3 separate regions of the Homo sapiens genome follow, and regions 1 and 3 are each linked to region 2. Evidence: read pairs that join two places in POLR2A ChIA-PET (ENCODE). Cell type or tissue: Panc1. All regions are shown on one strand.

Evidence for each region. ChIA-PET counts read pairs that join two places held together with the same protein. Peaks named below come from ENCODE experiments on the same cell type or tissue, not always from the same donor. Only the 100,000 strongest peaks of a DNase experiment are listed, where the experiment ranks them.
Region 1: POLR2A ChIA-PET joins it to region 2 with 9 read pairs; 5 of 35 experiments call an interaction of 5 or more read pairs at or near these places.
Region 3: POLR2A ChIA-PET joins it to region 2 with 5 read pairs; 6 of 35 experiments call an interaction of 5 or more read pairs at or near these places.

The regions. Positions count from the first base shown.
Region 1 is chr11:12,748,419-12,753,418 of GRCh38, forward strand. All of the region lies in intron 2 of TEAD1 (TEA domain transcription factor 1), which reads left to right. Among named protein-coding and RNA genes, the nearest start is that of TEAD1, 76 kb to the left of the region's middle. RefSeq lists a silencer at 1,584-1,878. In Panc1, no CTCF peak of the experiment used is centred here; no DNase peak of the experiment used is centred here.
Region 2 is chr11:12,839,106-12,844,105 of GRCh38, forward strand. The region is part of intron 3 of TEAD1 (TEA domain transcription factor 1); the gene reads left to right. Among named protein-coding and RNA genes, the nearest start is that of TEAD1-AS1, 81 kb to the right of the region's middle. RefSeq lists an enhancer at 4,680-5,000. In Panc1, no CTCF peak of the experiment used is centred here; no DNase peak of the experiment used is centred here; H3K4me3 peaks cover 1,658 bases; H3K27ac peaks cover 3,089 bases.
Region 3 is chr11:12,741,934-12,746,933 of GRCh38, forward strand. The region is part of intron 2 of TEAD1 (TEA domain transcription factor 1); the gene reads left to right. Among named protein-coding and RNA genes, the nearest start is that of TEAD1, 70 kb to the left of the region's middle. In Panc1, no CTCF peak of the experiment used is centred here; no DNase peak of the experiment used is centred here; H3K27ac peaks cover 300 bases.

The sequences.
Region 1 (5,000 bases), 91 kb before region 2:
AGAATGTTGGGGTTCTGGATGGGTGGCTGGAGGAGCAGGCTGAGAACAGGTGTGAAAGGCCAGGGGTCTCATAATGCACTTCAGTCCTGAGTGAGTGGGGATCTGCTGAATGACTTCAAGTGAGTGTATGATGAAAGTCCTATTTGCATTTTAGGAAAACCTTTCTGACTGCGGGATAGTGTAGGAGACACTCGCTAAAAATATGTCTCCTGGGATTCTGATTCAGGATTTCTGGCATAAAGCTGGGAATCTCTATGTTTAAGAAGCCACCCATATCATCTCGTATAACCAGGCTTGGGGACTAGGTTGTTGGCAGTGGCGAGAGTGTGGGGAGGCGGGGGACAGCTCAGCTCTGGCAGAGGGCTGAGGCAGAAATGGTGCGGTCCTTTCCTTGAGACAGGAGCAAAGTTAGTGGGGTAGAGAGGAGCAGAGGGGATCCAGGGGAGGCAGGGGGACTGGGGGTCAAATGGACGTTCTTGGTGATCATTTAGATCAGGAGGGGAGGAGGGGAACCTAGGATAATGGCCCTCCTTTTGGGTTATGCTCCAGCCAGTTTACCTGAGAAACATCATCTCTGAGAGGAGGCGGTGGGATTCTCCCAGGACCTGGGAATCCTTTTGGATTTTCATGGGGACTTTTACAGATAGATCCTTAATCAGCAATGTGATGTTGATGGTGTCAGGGCCCACTGTGCCAGAACTGTGTGTGTGTGAGGATTTGCGCTGGTTTGTTTTGCCTGTGGGGGACTTTTGGCTTCTGAAGTCACATCCCCTACGTAGAGTCACCTTTAGGCAGTTGGATTGAGAGGGAATCTGCACCTGGAAGTCTCCCTGAGAGGGAGGGCTTTAGTGGCCATTTGTACGTGTAATTGGAAATGGATTACATTTTAATTAATCTAAGGGGCTGAGAGCTCATCTTGTTCCTCTACCAGGGTTAACAGAATCTGTAGAAGGATGTAGTCTTGGAAGGAAATATATTCCCCCTGCCTGACACTCCGTCCACCTTTTTCCCTAAAGAAATTTGTGTGTGTGTGCTGGGGACCCGTAGAAAATGTGGATTTAATCAAGGTGTGGCCTTTGCATATTTTACTGAATTCAGCAGACTCATTTTGCTGGGGTTTGTCAGAGGGGAGGGGGAGGAGACTGCTGGCTGGAGAGGGCTCACAGCACCCTGGGCCATGGGGAAGTGAAGGCAGGAGAAGGCGCAGGCCTGATGTCAGACATGAGCGCATCAGACTTTCTGTCCGTACCTCTCTTGGACTGGGCGTCTTGCCCCCACTGAATGCCCTTACAGTGCTTGTGGACGGCTTAGAGTGGTCTTGTGCCCACAGCAGGTGCTCCAGTAATATTTGTTCATTTGAATGAGTGGTTTAATTGAGGGGGGAACAGTAGTTACTCACTTATCCTGCCTCAGCCTGTCTTCAGCTAAGGTGCCAAGATTCTTTCTCTTGCTGAACTTGAACTGGATGTAAACCAAGGACCAGGTTTACATTTTGAGGATTGGGATGGGGTGCGGGTGGGGCTTTAATTGGCCCCTGAATTTGCATCTCAATGTGAGAGACCTGTTTTGCATCTGCTCCATCACCATGTCATCATTAAATGGAAGATTATATTTGTCGTTTAAAGGGTGGGGACTTGCTTGTGTTGGTGATCATTGGGACCCAGTTGACATTTGTGAACCGGCAGTGTTGCGTGCTTTTGGTTAAATTCATGCATTAGCTCGTGTCGGCATTAGTTGGTGTTTTCACATTGGCCAAATGCAGACGCATGTCTCTGTATAAGCATAGCAGCCTGGTTCCCATGTTGGGCTCGAGTGTGACCCTGTTGTCAGCTCACAGCCTCTCTTTAGGGATGAGGGGAGTATGTTGAGTGCTTGAAGACAGTCTGATGAGCATTCATTAGAATGGCTGAGTGATCAGGTACCGAGCAGAGTTAATCCCATGGCTCTGGGTTGTTTAAACAAACACACCTTTATAAACTTGGAACACTGAAGGGAGACGTCACATTGTAGTATTTCAGTTTATCTAGAGAACTGTCCTGGCCTTGGACCATACTGAAAATACTTTTGATTTAAAAGTTCAGATTCCAGATATATAACATTCTCTGTTCTTCACCCTTTATCTTCCCAAGTAGACAGACAGACAGACAGACACACACACGTACACCTTCAGGAGTTGCTCACACACTCCTGGTGTTTCTGGTGTTTTCGTGCTTTTTGTATGAAACAGTCCACCTTTCGTCATGGCCTATGAGGCCCCCTGTGATTGACTCAGCTTACATTTTCAGCCTCTGCTCTAGCCTTTCTACTTTCTTGCTTGGCTCTCTCTTCCCCACATCTCCTCCACTAATACTTGGCCTGTGAGTCTGGATTAGCCTTTCAGACCAGCCTAAATGCCACCTCCCTGAGAAACTCTCATTGATCCGAGAGACAGAATAAACTCCTCCATCAGCACCCTATTGATTCCTCCATTGCATCAGGTGACATATTTATTCACCTGTTCATATTCACCCATTGACTCATTATTTCCGGCAACCATTCAGTCCTGTTTTTTGGGGAGCAGTTGCCATGTGCTAGGCATTCTGCTGAATGCCAAACATAGAAAAATGACTGGGCTGGGTGAGGTGGTTCATGCCTGTAGTCCCAGCACTTCGGGAAGCTGAGGCAGGAGAATCGCTTGAGGCCAGCAGTTTGAAATGAGCCTGGGCAACATAGTGAGGCCAAAAAACCGAAATAATTAGCTGGGCATGGTAGCATGTGCCTGTAGTCCCAGCTACTTGGGAGGCTGAGGCAGGAGGATGGCTTGAGCCCTGGAGGCTGAGGCTGCAGTGAGCTGTGATCATGCCACTGTATGTACTCCAACCTGACTCAAAAAAAAAAAAAAAAAAGGAAAAATTACTAAAGGCATGGGCCCAAACCTTAAAGATCTCACAAATCCTCAAAGGTGAGAGACGCATAAACAAATCATTCCTATGCGGTGAGTGAGTTCAGTTCATTTGTACTGGCTGGCAAAGGTGCTACCTGTGGGAACACAGAGGAGTGGGGAAAGGCCAGGTCAGGCTTCCCAGTGGAGGGGCTTGAAGTCTTGCAGGTATGTGTACTTATTTGTCTCGCTGCTGGAGAGGGTGCTTGTTGAGGACAGGGAATGTGGTATCTTTATCTCCATATCCAGTGCTTGGGACATATGGCTGAAGGGACAGGGGTGGGAGGGGCTCTCAGTAAATGCTTTTACCACATTAAATTGAAACAGATAATTAGAAAACAGAAACTTTCCCTTTCATATTTATACCCTATCATGTTTCAGAATCATTTTAAGGCAGCATGCAAGACTGTAAAATAGCATAAATAGAAGGTGGGAGAAAGAATGGAGAAAAAGAAGAGGATAGAGGTGAAGACTAAATGTGGACTTAGGAATGAAACCAAACTTGCCGACCAAAACCACCTCTGAGCACTCTCTGAGGGGCCTGCCAGTGTGGCTCAGTGCACTTTGGTGGCTACTGAGTAAAGGAAAGGCCAATGGCTTGACCACGAGGTAAAAAACACATTGTGTTTTGTTTGCTGTAGAACTTTCCTTTGGGATCTTTGTAAAGATCAGTCTGTGTGACGTGATGAGCAGCGTCTTCCACATCCTTGCATTCACTCTAGAGACAAATCCCATTGGCTGTTTCTTCTAATAACCCTTCATATGCTGATGGCAGCACATCAAAGCATAATTCAAAAAAGGCAAATGTATTCAGAGCTCCTGGAATAATCTTTCTCTAAGGTAACTGGAATCAGAAAGGCACTGAAACAGGGCAGTTTTTTTTTTTTTTTTTTTTCATTTCTTTCTTTTTTTTTAAAATAATTTTTATTGAAGTCCAACTTACATACAGAAAAGGGCACACACATCATCAATATTGAGTCCCTTGTGTTTTTCCATTTGAATGCATTGGCATCCAGAGCCATTGATCTATTGATCTGCACTGACATGACCAGAACCTCCTAAGCCTCCCCACGCTGCCTTCCAGTCAGTACTCCCAACCCTAAAGGGTGGTTGCTACCCTGACTTCTAATAACGTAGATGAATTTCGTTAGTGTTTGAACTTGGTATGAACGGACGCAGACAGTATAGTATATATTTCTTTGTATCTTTTTTTTCCTCAATATTGCGTTGGTACAATTCACCCATGTTGTTACTTGCAGTTGTCATTTATTTATATTCTATTGCTGTCCCATAGAACTTTCTGTGGCTGTGAAATGATTTTTGTCTGTGCTGTATGACACAGTAGCCATTAGCCACTTGTGAATATTGAGCTCATGAGATACAAGTAGTGTGACTGAACAACTGAATTTTTAATCTTATTAATTTACATTTAAATTCACAAATGTGTCTAGTGCCTACTGCATTGGACAGTACAGCTGTATACCATTCTATTTTATGAATATGCTACAGTTTTTTTTTTTTTAAGACAGTGTCTCACACTCTCTCAGGCCAGAGTGCGGTGGCGTGATCACAGCTCACTACAGCTTGACCGCCTGGGCTCAGGTGATCCTCCTACTTCAGCCTCTGGGGTAGCTGGGACTACAGGCATGCGCCACCAACACCCAGCTAATTTTTTTTTTTTTTTTTTGTAGAGATAGGGTCTCACTATGTTGCCCAGGCTGCTCTCAACTCCTGCGCTGAAGCAATCTGCCCATCTCGGCCTCCCAAAGTGCTGGAATTACAGATGTGTTCCACAGCGCCCAGCCTGATTATACTATAGTTTATATGTCCTATTGTTAATAAAAATTTGGCTGTTTCTGTCTGTTACAAACAATGAAAATATAAACATTCCTATACCTGTCTTTTGGTGAACATAGGCATGCATTTCTTTAGCATCTCTACCTGGGATTTGGAATTGCTGAATCAGGAGGTATGCATATAATCAGTTTTGGTATGTAGATATTGCCAAAGAGTTTTCCAGAATGATTGTACCAATTTGCGCTCTCATCAGTTCTTTGAGAATTCCATTTACTCCATCTCC
Region 2 (5,000 bases):
ACTTATTAAAAAAAAAAACTGGGAGCCGGGCATGGTGGCTTACGCCTATAATCTTAGCACTTTGGGAGGCAGAGGCCAGTGGATCACCTGAGGTCAGGAGTTTGAGACCAGCCTGGCTAACATAGTGAAACACCGTCTCTACTAAAAATACAAAAATTAGCCGGGTGTGGTAATGCACGCCTGTAGTCCCAGCTGCTCGGGAGGCTGAGACAGGAGAATTGCTTGAACCTGGGAAGTGGAGGCTGCAGTGAGTCAAGAGCGTGACACTGTACTCCAGCCTCGGTGACAGAGTGAGATTCTGTCTCAAAACAAAACAAACAAACAAAAAACAAAGCTCTTTTTGAAGATCACGAGCTTCAGAAAGAAATACTGCATCCACTCTGTCCACATGTTTCTGGCCTGTCCATTCAGTTAACAGTTATTATGTCCCAGGTGCTAGGCTGTGTCCTGGGGACTGAGGTAACAGAAATTACAGGATAAAGCTCCTGCCGTGTAGTAGTACTTTAGGGAGTAGTAGAGATGTTGGTTGGGAAAGAAGTGATGCCAGAATGTGGCGGGGGTTATCAGAGCAGGTTCAGAACGTAAGGAGCACGACCAGGGAATCACTAACTTCGCGTAATGGAAGGGTTTGTTTCAGTTGGATATTAAAAGATGAATAGAAATTTGCAGGCAGCAACAAGAGTTGGCATTCTAGGTGTAGTAGGGGACTATATGATAGAAAGCCCACATTGAAGGTAATGTGGTAAGACTCATTAATCTAAGAAAGATCCTTCTGGTTGTAGCCTTAAGGAAGGGTGAGAGTGGGAACAGATGGAAAGTAAGGAAAACAGTTCGGAGGCAGCTTTAAGAGACCAGAAACGGGCCTGGCGCGGTGGTTCACGCCTGTAATCCAAGCACTTTGGGAGGCCGAGGCGGGTGAATCATGAGGTCAGGAGATCAAGACCATCCTGGCTAACATGGTGAAATCCCGTCTCTACTAAAAATACAAAAAATTAGCCAGGTGTGGTGGCGGGCGCCTGTAGTCCCAGCTACTTGGGAGGCTGAGGCAGAAGAATGGCGTGAACCCGGGAGGCGGAGCTTGCAGTGAGCCTGGATCGCGCCACTGCACTCCAGCCTGGGCGACAGAGCGAGACTCTGCCTCAAAAAAAAAAAAAAAAGAAAAAAAAAAGACCAGAAACGAAATCGGGCCAAGGCAAGAAGGGTGGAAGGTGGATGAGTCTGAGAGATGGATGTTTTCACTATGGAATGGTTGTGTAAGGATGGGGAGTCAGAAGAAGCCATGAGAAGCTTGTGAGAGTTAAGAGGCCATATTCAGTGTTGTGCTGGTAAATATAACCTCCTATAATTAAATTGTAAAGAGGTCAGTCCAAATTCATGTACTGGGGTTGATCGTTTCTGCGTAATAGTCTTTCACTTAACTTTTACTCATTTTCACTTTCACGAAATAAATGGCCGTGTCTTAGCCTGGGGGCCTAGGTCTGGGGTTCGGCTGTGTGCTCTTCCTGCAGTTTGGAAGTGCCGTCTATGTTAATAGATATTCCCAACTCTGCAGATCTTCTCTCGAGGCTGAAGGGGCCCCATTCCTATCAGAAGCCTCTCATTTTTCTCTGAGGTAGAAAAACTAAGGCATAGACTTCATAGGGAAGTTTATATGCAAATGGTGGCTTTCTGCACGGGCCCCTGTGAGTGGAGTGGGATGAGATACCCAGTGGCTTTCAGAGTTCTGGTGGATATTTGATTGCTCTCCATTGGTAGTAACTTTATTGCTTTTATAGGGAGAGTTGTACTGGAAATTTGCCCTCCCTGTCCTTCAGCTGGTTTGTTCCCAAGCCAGACCTGTCTGAAAATTGAAATGGAATACTTTTTCTCATCTCAAGTTATCAGTTGTAGCTGTCAGGAATTTGTTACTGTCTGCTAAAGCCTTTTAACATGAAAATACGCTAAGGGCAGTGCATGTGTGAGTCATGTGGGAAGTTACATTATTTTATGGATGCAGAGAGGGACACAGACCCAGATTTATTCATAGGTGAAAGGGGAAAAGGAACAGAATTTAAAAGGGAAATCCTGAAAAATATGTAGCCTCTGTGGCTCTGCCTCTTTTCCTACCTGCGTCTCTTATACACCATGGATAGAATGTAAGCTCAGTGGGTACAGAAGAGCTGTCTTTTTTCCCTCCTTTGGTCTTCTTAGCTGTCCCCACCAGGCCATGCCTATAATCGGTGCTTAGCAAGCTACTGGCTTAAGAGAGTCTCTGTCTGCTGTGAGTGCAGCTCCTGAGATGGTGGGGATGGATGCTGGTTAGGAAGTGTGTTCGCTGCCTTAGCATAAAGAATAAGTACAGTTTTTCTCGATTATTTTTCTCCAAGGGAAACTCAATGGGGAATGTCGGTTTCATGCTGTTCTTGGAGGGGTTGGTTTAGAATTCTCTCTGGCTTTTCTGAGAATCCCTCCACATTCCCCCTCCAGGCTGCTGTCATGGTAGCTGCCCTTCTTTCAGCTACTTGCATTTTTTGGGAGATATGCCATCTTCCTTCAGTTTGCACCCTGGTAGCTTAGCTCCTTCAGTGTTTAGAGGGAAATGGGAGATGGAGAATCGAAGCACACTAGTGCTTTCTGGTGTTCTCTGCATGTGTTTGGAAGGAATGTAAAAGTAGCTAGGGCTTATCGTGGTATCATAGCATTATAGGGTATGAGACCTTTGGGGAAACTGAGGCTCACAAAGGCTGATAACTTTACCTAGAGTCAGTGACTGCTAATGGCAGACTCCTAGCGTCTGTACTTTTCCACACTTACCCGTTCATATGAAATAGTCTGGGAAGGTCTCTTTTAAAATGTATCGTGACCTCTCCTATAAACCTCAAGGTTACATATGTTAAAGAAATGTAGTCGGCTTTCCTCATGTGCCGAATTCTGAATCAAGCTTACCCAAACCCCCAAATCATTTCCACAGAGCAGAGGAAAAAAACAAAACAAAACAAAACAAAACAGGCAAATGTGAATCATGGGAACCTATTATAATGATATATAGCTTGTCATAACACATTATAATATTACAGCAAATGTATTTAACTCACTGAACGTTCTCAGGGGGCTCTTAGCTCCCTTTAAAAGTGTTCTCCAAATCTCTGCAGCAAGATGGAGCTGCCTAGTCCACCTCACTTTTGACCAAACCACCGTTACGAGAATACCTATTGAAAACCCTTACACTGTTGCTGTTTCCCTGGGCTTAAAAGTATGTTTGGTTTTGTCAGTACCTGGAAACAGGAAGTTGAGATTTGAGGAGAAATCTTTGGCAGTTGTGCACTAAGCTTGCGGGAGTTAGGAGTCTGTTGCCACGGAAACCACACTGCTGCCTCATTTATTAATGGAGGCTTGGTGAACTTCCGGAGATACTCTTAGCCTGTCCTGTAAATTCATTCTAGAGAAATGCAGGGTGACTTTTAAGAGATTTCTCTGTCGTTTCTCAAGCATTCTCTCCTGGGTCTTCATGAGCTCCAGAAAATTGCTTGTATGCAGGTTCAGAACCACTGATTTTTATCTGGCAAGCATGTCTGAAGGCCGTTTCCTTTTTTTCATGCTTAAATCGTGTTTATGCCTGCCTGCCTTGTCCAATAAGTGAATTTTTTTTTATTATGCTGCCTTTAAGAATTACATGGATTTCAAATGAAGGAAGAAGGAATACAAAAATGAACTAAGTAAATATATTGAAAACCTTCTGACACTAACTTTAAGAGAGTTATAAGCATCAAAGCCTTTTCTAACTTTTAAAATTCTAAACTTAAAAAATCTAAAATGAATGGTTTATTTCTTCTAATTCCAGTGAGATACTTTAAGAACATTTGTCTGAGACATTTTCAAATTTTGTTCTAATTTCACTAAACTAACTCTATTCTGCTAGGCAGAGTAACAGCATTGGAAGTTGCTTCCAGGAAAAAAAAAATTTTTTTTCTAGCTAATTGTTTATCTGGGAGGATGCAAATGGTGGTTTTAAGTCCTTTAAGTCATCCATCATGCCTGGCAGCCTCTATTGTCTCATTGTTGGATTTGAGCCAAGTCAGGCCCTTTCTTGGTCTTGGGAGGGTGCACATAGATCTTGCTCTGCCAAATCTGTGTTCACAAGGAGTCCGAGCCCAGCTCTAAGGGTAGGTAATGTTGTCAGATCTATAGATCCCCTCAGATTGGAAAAGATCATGCATCCTCGTTCCTTATGTCACACTAAAGTAGAAAGTAGCACTCTATTCAAAGTAGAAGTGACAGGACTTGTTCCCTCAGTTCTTCCAGTGTCTACGAATTACTGTTAGTTTTTAAACGCATTTTTGTGGATGTAATAAAATACTGTTTATAGTCAGCTACGAAGTAAGTAATTACAATGCGGGAAATGAAATTCAATATAGCTTTGTTGTGGTTTTTTGAATTTTAATTAAACCAGTCTTAGAGTAAATTATAAATGCTGCTGCTTTTGTTGTGACAAGTGACATTGACAAAATATTAATCTAATGGATTGTTATTCACAAAAGCTAAATCTTTTCAAATCTGCAGGGTTTGGTTGTTTATTTTGTTTTACTTTTCAGTTTGTGTTTTAAAAAGTCTAGAGAAAAGAATAAAGTTTTAAAACCACATGAAATAACTCCATGTATGGAATATTTCATTGTTGATGTCTTGCCAGCCATAATTGCATGCATCTCATTTATGGCGCTGAAAACTTGTTCTTTTTAAAAATCAGATGTTTCTGTGGTCACTTTTTTGTTATTAAAACTGGAGCCGGGTTAAATAACCAACCATTGACCACGAAGCCTAATATTAAAGGAATAATCAGCCCATGTTCCTATTAGATCATTTCCGTTTTCTTTTACTTTATAAATTACCTTGTTGCTTAAAAATGACATTTTGTTGGTTGTGAAGTCCTCTTATAGCTAAATTATTCAAGTTATTTTCTTTGGAGATTCTTTTAACTTGAATTTATATAAACTGTAAAGAATGTACATTAAATATTCAGAAAC
Region 3 (5,000 bases), 97 kb before region 2:
TCAGCTTTAATTGTGTTTACACTTTGTTTAGAGGGCCTGGCCTGCTCCTTATGTCCCACAAGCACCTGATACAGAGCCAGCACACAGTAGGCAGTTTCTTTTCACCCACCATAGATCAGAGGTTGGAATGCACCTTTCTTGACATCTTCATCTGTCTCCTGTCCCCTTTACAGCATGACTGTTTTAAGAGGTCTTGTAGCTATTCTTTGATTACCTCTAGTGATGGGAGGCTTACTGTCTCACAAATACATTTAGACTTTGAGTTCAAGGTGTGATGAACCTGGGTTTGAATTTCACCTTGACCACTGACTAGTGACATGATTCTGGACAAATAATATTTCTAAACTTCATTTTATTTATCTGAATAACAGAGATAGTAATATTTCTACCTCTTGTAATTGTGATGAGGATGAAGTGAAATAATAAAAGTAAAGTTCTGGACTCTAAAGAAGTCAAACTCATAAAAAGTAGAGTAGAATGGTGGTTACCAGAGGTTTTGGGGGTGAGAGGGTGGGTAGGGAAAGGGGAGCTTGATCAAAGTGTGCAAAGTTTCTCTTAGGAGGAATAAATTCTGGTGCATAACATGGTGACTGTAGTTAATAATAATTATGGTATATTTCAAAATGGCAAAAAGAAGAATTTAAATGTTCTTATCACAAAGAAATGATACCTATTGAAGGTGATGGATATGTTAATTCATCAGATTGGATCATTCCACAATATATACATGTATGGAAATATCACATTGTACCCCATGAACATATACAACTATTATTTATCATTCAAAAATAAAACTTTAAAAAAGGAAAGTCTTGACTCCTACTCCTCACATAGTGTCAAGTAAATATTAGCTGTGAATATTAATTTTATTTACTGATACAAGGTGTATTTCCTTAAACTTTTGCCATCTATTAGAATCTCAGTGATTTGGCAAAGAAGCCATAGCTCAGCCTCCAGCTCTTATAAGTGGCCTGGAATTTGGAGTATATTCTTCTGTAATGGAGATGTGGGAGGGTATTGTCTTTGAGCTGATTCCAGAGTGGCCCGTGGTCCAGCGGTGGGGCTGGGCAGTGCTGTAATACGTCCAGGCTAGCACCTTCTTGGTTTTCAGAGTCTGATTATAGAGACCTCTTGTTTGTCCTTCTCTTTCTTGGCTGGTGTTCTTGCCTTGGCATCCCTGATAGAAGATAGACAAAAACATTTAGAAGAAATGAAACTCTGATCCACATACTAGTTATCTGTTCCCCTCCGCAGAAAAGGGCTTAGTTTAGCAAAGAGAGGTAAAGGTAGAGATCATACTTCTAAATTCAAAGCAATATATGTCGAGCTTATTGACAGCACTCAATAAATGTTGCTTTTATTAATATTACAGGTAAACCAATACGAGGGTGGCCTGGGCATAGGGTAGGCAGGACCTAACTCTTCTCTTATCCCCAGACTTTAGTATTTCAGTATTTTTGATGAGAATCTGATTAATGATCTGAAAGTTCCTCAAAGTCTCCTGTGATTTAAGCAGATAGCTTTTATCCTTGGGGAACCAATATAATTAGTATTAGAACTAGGTTCATGAATCTTAAGATTATGGAGTTCATCTTTGTCCAGCCCATCTCACTATGCTTTGTAGAGAATAACTTAGCAGAAACAGCCCCCTGCTAGGCATCTTGGTAATTGCTTCCTAATAACTGTTAATTTTTGGTTTCACAACTAAAATATTAGGGAGTCTGGTGAATTTAAGAAATAGTGTTGAAGTGATGGCAATTGAGATTTTAAAAGTTGCCTGTATGACAAATGAAACAGATTTAAGGTGGGGGAGAAGGTTACCCATGAACGGGGTGGTATTGAAAATATTTAACAGCCAGTCCAGAAGGGCATTGGCACAGTAGAAACTACACTGCAGGCCCCTTGATTTGCCGGACACCTATCCTTGTTGAATAGTGAGGAGACCTTGGGACACTACGAAGGGGACAGAGCATTCACTGGGGCTTTGGAGCACTGACTCTTTACACGCTGTTATGGAAGTATTTCAGTATTTTAAACAACCAGTATAGTTGTACCAGTCGGGTACTGGAGGTGGTGTGGGAGAGTGTCTGAAACTGGCAGGTGTTCAGAGGTGTTGATAGATTCTTCACTTGTCATCTTTAATTCATTGCTGAGAAAACTTTAGTTGCGCTAGGCCAGATTATCCCCAAAGGCGTTTGGACAGTGTCACATTAGAATTTAGGGCTATTTAGAAAGCACTGAGACATGTCCTTTTTTTCAGAAAATACTGTGTATACAGTGTGAGAGGCGCACAGCCTCTGTCTTCATGAGGTCCCCAGTCTATCGGTGGCCTTGAAATTTTTCTGCTCTTTGACTGTAGGCTAGGAATCTGTCCTTGAGAAATGATTACAAGGATGTTTGCTACAACAGTGAAAAGTTGGGCAAAATCTAAATGTCCAAGCATGAGAAAAGAGCTAAATAATAGCATATCCACCCCCCAGAATATTATGTACCTCTTAAAAATCACAGACACAGAGAAGTTTTCAGGACTCAGGAACTATTTCTGACTGTGAAATGTTAGGTGGGCAATAAAAACCTAAAGCTGTAAGGAATAATTAGTGTAAGAAAGGACATCAAAATGCATGGGTAGCACTGATTATTATTTGATGGTGGAATATGGGTAAAGTTAATTTTCTTTGTGGATGTTTCTATATGTTCCACTTTTGGTCATCTATGGGTATTAACTTTTATAACTAGAGGTGTTCCAGAAATATTTTTAAAAACCCGATTAAAAATTTAAAAATTATTGTATAATTAGTGAGTGGGTGAACATGTTGGATTTAAACTTGGAGAAGCACATTTGGAGGTTGTATTTATCTCTTGTAAAGAAAGCTGCTGACTCGGTGGGATAAAAATAAGAGGCCTAGGTCAGCCTCCTCGCGTTGAGGCACCTGGCTCCCCCAGGCTTCCAGACTGCACGGGTTCTGAGAGGCCCTAATGGGCTTGTTGAAAGGTTCTACTTGGCTTCTTATTAATGTCCCTCCCTGAGCTGTGCTCTGCTCTGCTGGCTAACCTTGTCGGAAGGTTACCTGTGGCTCTCCAGGGCTCGGCTAATTTTAAACCTGGTCAGGGAGTGTGGTGGCATTGCTCTGCAGAGACATGAACAGCTCCCTGGGAGACACTGCTGGGGAAAGATGAGTCGAGTCTACGGTTTTTTCTCATCCTCCTGTAAGTGACCAGGCACGCTGAACAAGCAAAGAGAGCTGGGATAATAATGAGAGCTTTTATGGTAAAAACCAGGATTATTAAAGATCTTTTAGCAGTGTCAATGCTGGTTGATAATTGCACGGTGTGATGTGCCCTGCATGAACTGTGTCAATTCTGGCCACACTAGGAGTAGCAAGGTGAATGAGATCCTCTCTTCTGGAAACTAGACTTTGGCTGCTTTTAAAGACAGAATGAAACTACAGTGAATTTCACTACTTATTCGGTATTATTTTAAATTTTCAGGACTCACACTCCACTGGTGATAAGTTCTTCTATGAAATTTTTGATCAATTTGATTGGGAGAGGGCTGTTTCTGAAAAGCTAAAAAAAATTTAAAAACACAGAATCGCTGCCTGTCTGCATGTCAACTGCTGGTCTGGCTGCCTCTAAAATTGTCATTTTAAGGGGTTTTTTTTTTTTTTTTTGGACTGTTTGCAGTGGAGTCTTGTTCAGAATACGGCTGTGTCTTATAATACGTGCAACCCTGATATTGTAAAATGAAATATAAATCAATAACTGCAAAATAAGGTGACAATTGAGAACCTTTTCCCCATCAAAATTAATTGTTAAAAAAAAAAACTTAGCCCATATTTTTCTGCTTAGAATTTTTTTGTCCATCTACCTTTCACCACCTTCAGGTTGGGAATCTAAATGTGCCTGTTAGAGTTGGCTCTGTCTTCTCCTGCCAAGGCATTCACAGCTTCTTTTGCACGTACGGGATTACAGTGGGAAACCCATTCCACCCAGTGGATGGCCTGGTCTTGAGGCTTACCTGCCTGGCTTAAGGAAGTGCATCTTTTCTTGTAGCTGGGCCTGTACCCACCCACTCATAAAACAGTTGCTAGGAGCAAATTAAAGAGGCATTGTGTGTGGAGTAAACCAGGATGAAAGAACAATGGATGGAGAATCAATACCCTCCTAACTCCCTACAGTGATTGAAGTTAACTTTATTTGAAATATCCAGGCTGGGCCAGAGCACATCAAGCTAGCAGCATTCTTGCACGAGAGTAGCACGGGAATGAACTTTGATTTCATTTTAGGGAAGAAGAAAAAATAATGAATAAATGCTTTTTATTAGCCTTTTCCCTCCCCTTGAAGTCCTACCTCTTCTACATAAACCTAATTAGCTTCGACATGTTTGGATTTAGTTTTGAGAAAATTAAAGCTGAGTAATATTAGGAATTTGTTCAGTGGGAATACTTGTTAAAACCTTCATTGACCCAAATCTGACTTATAAATGGTATTAAATAAGCAAACTAAAGAAAACTTCATCCCCGTCTTGTCCTAAAATAATATTTTTAAAAGCATATTTAGAGTTAAGTATAATATAAATATGTTACCCTGATTAGGTACTAAATGAGGTACTGAAGAAGCTGTAGTGGCGGTATTGAGTGTAGTTATGAATTTAATGTTCTTTTCTTAAAAACCAAGTCCTCTTTGACACATGTTCAAAGGTCTTCCTTTTTTTTCTTCTCCTGAGCTGCTCTTTCTCACCTCTGGGGCACTTCCCTCCTACACTTGGCCCGCATGCGTGGTTTAGGCAGGCCCACTGTTATTTTTGTGGTAACCTGACACTGGGCCCAGCGCAGCCCCCTGGCTCTTGTGGGAGGTGAACTGGCTGAGAGCCAGGCTGCGTTCTCCCAGGATGAGCTGCTGCTGAAGCAGGCTGGGCTGAGGGCTGTGGGCAGGCTGCAGCAGGGGCTGGGATGCCACAGACCAGGCGGGCTGGGGGTTCACCAGTGAAGACCTCAGAC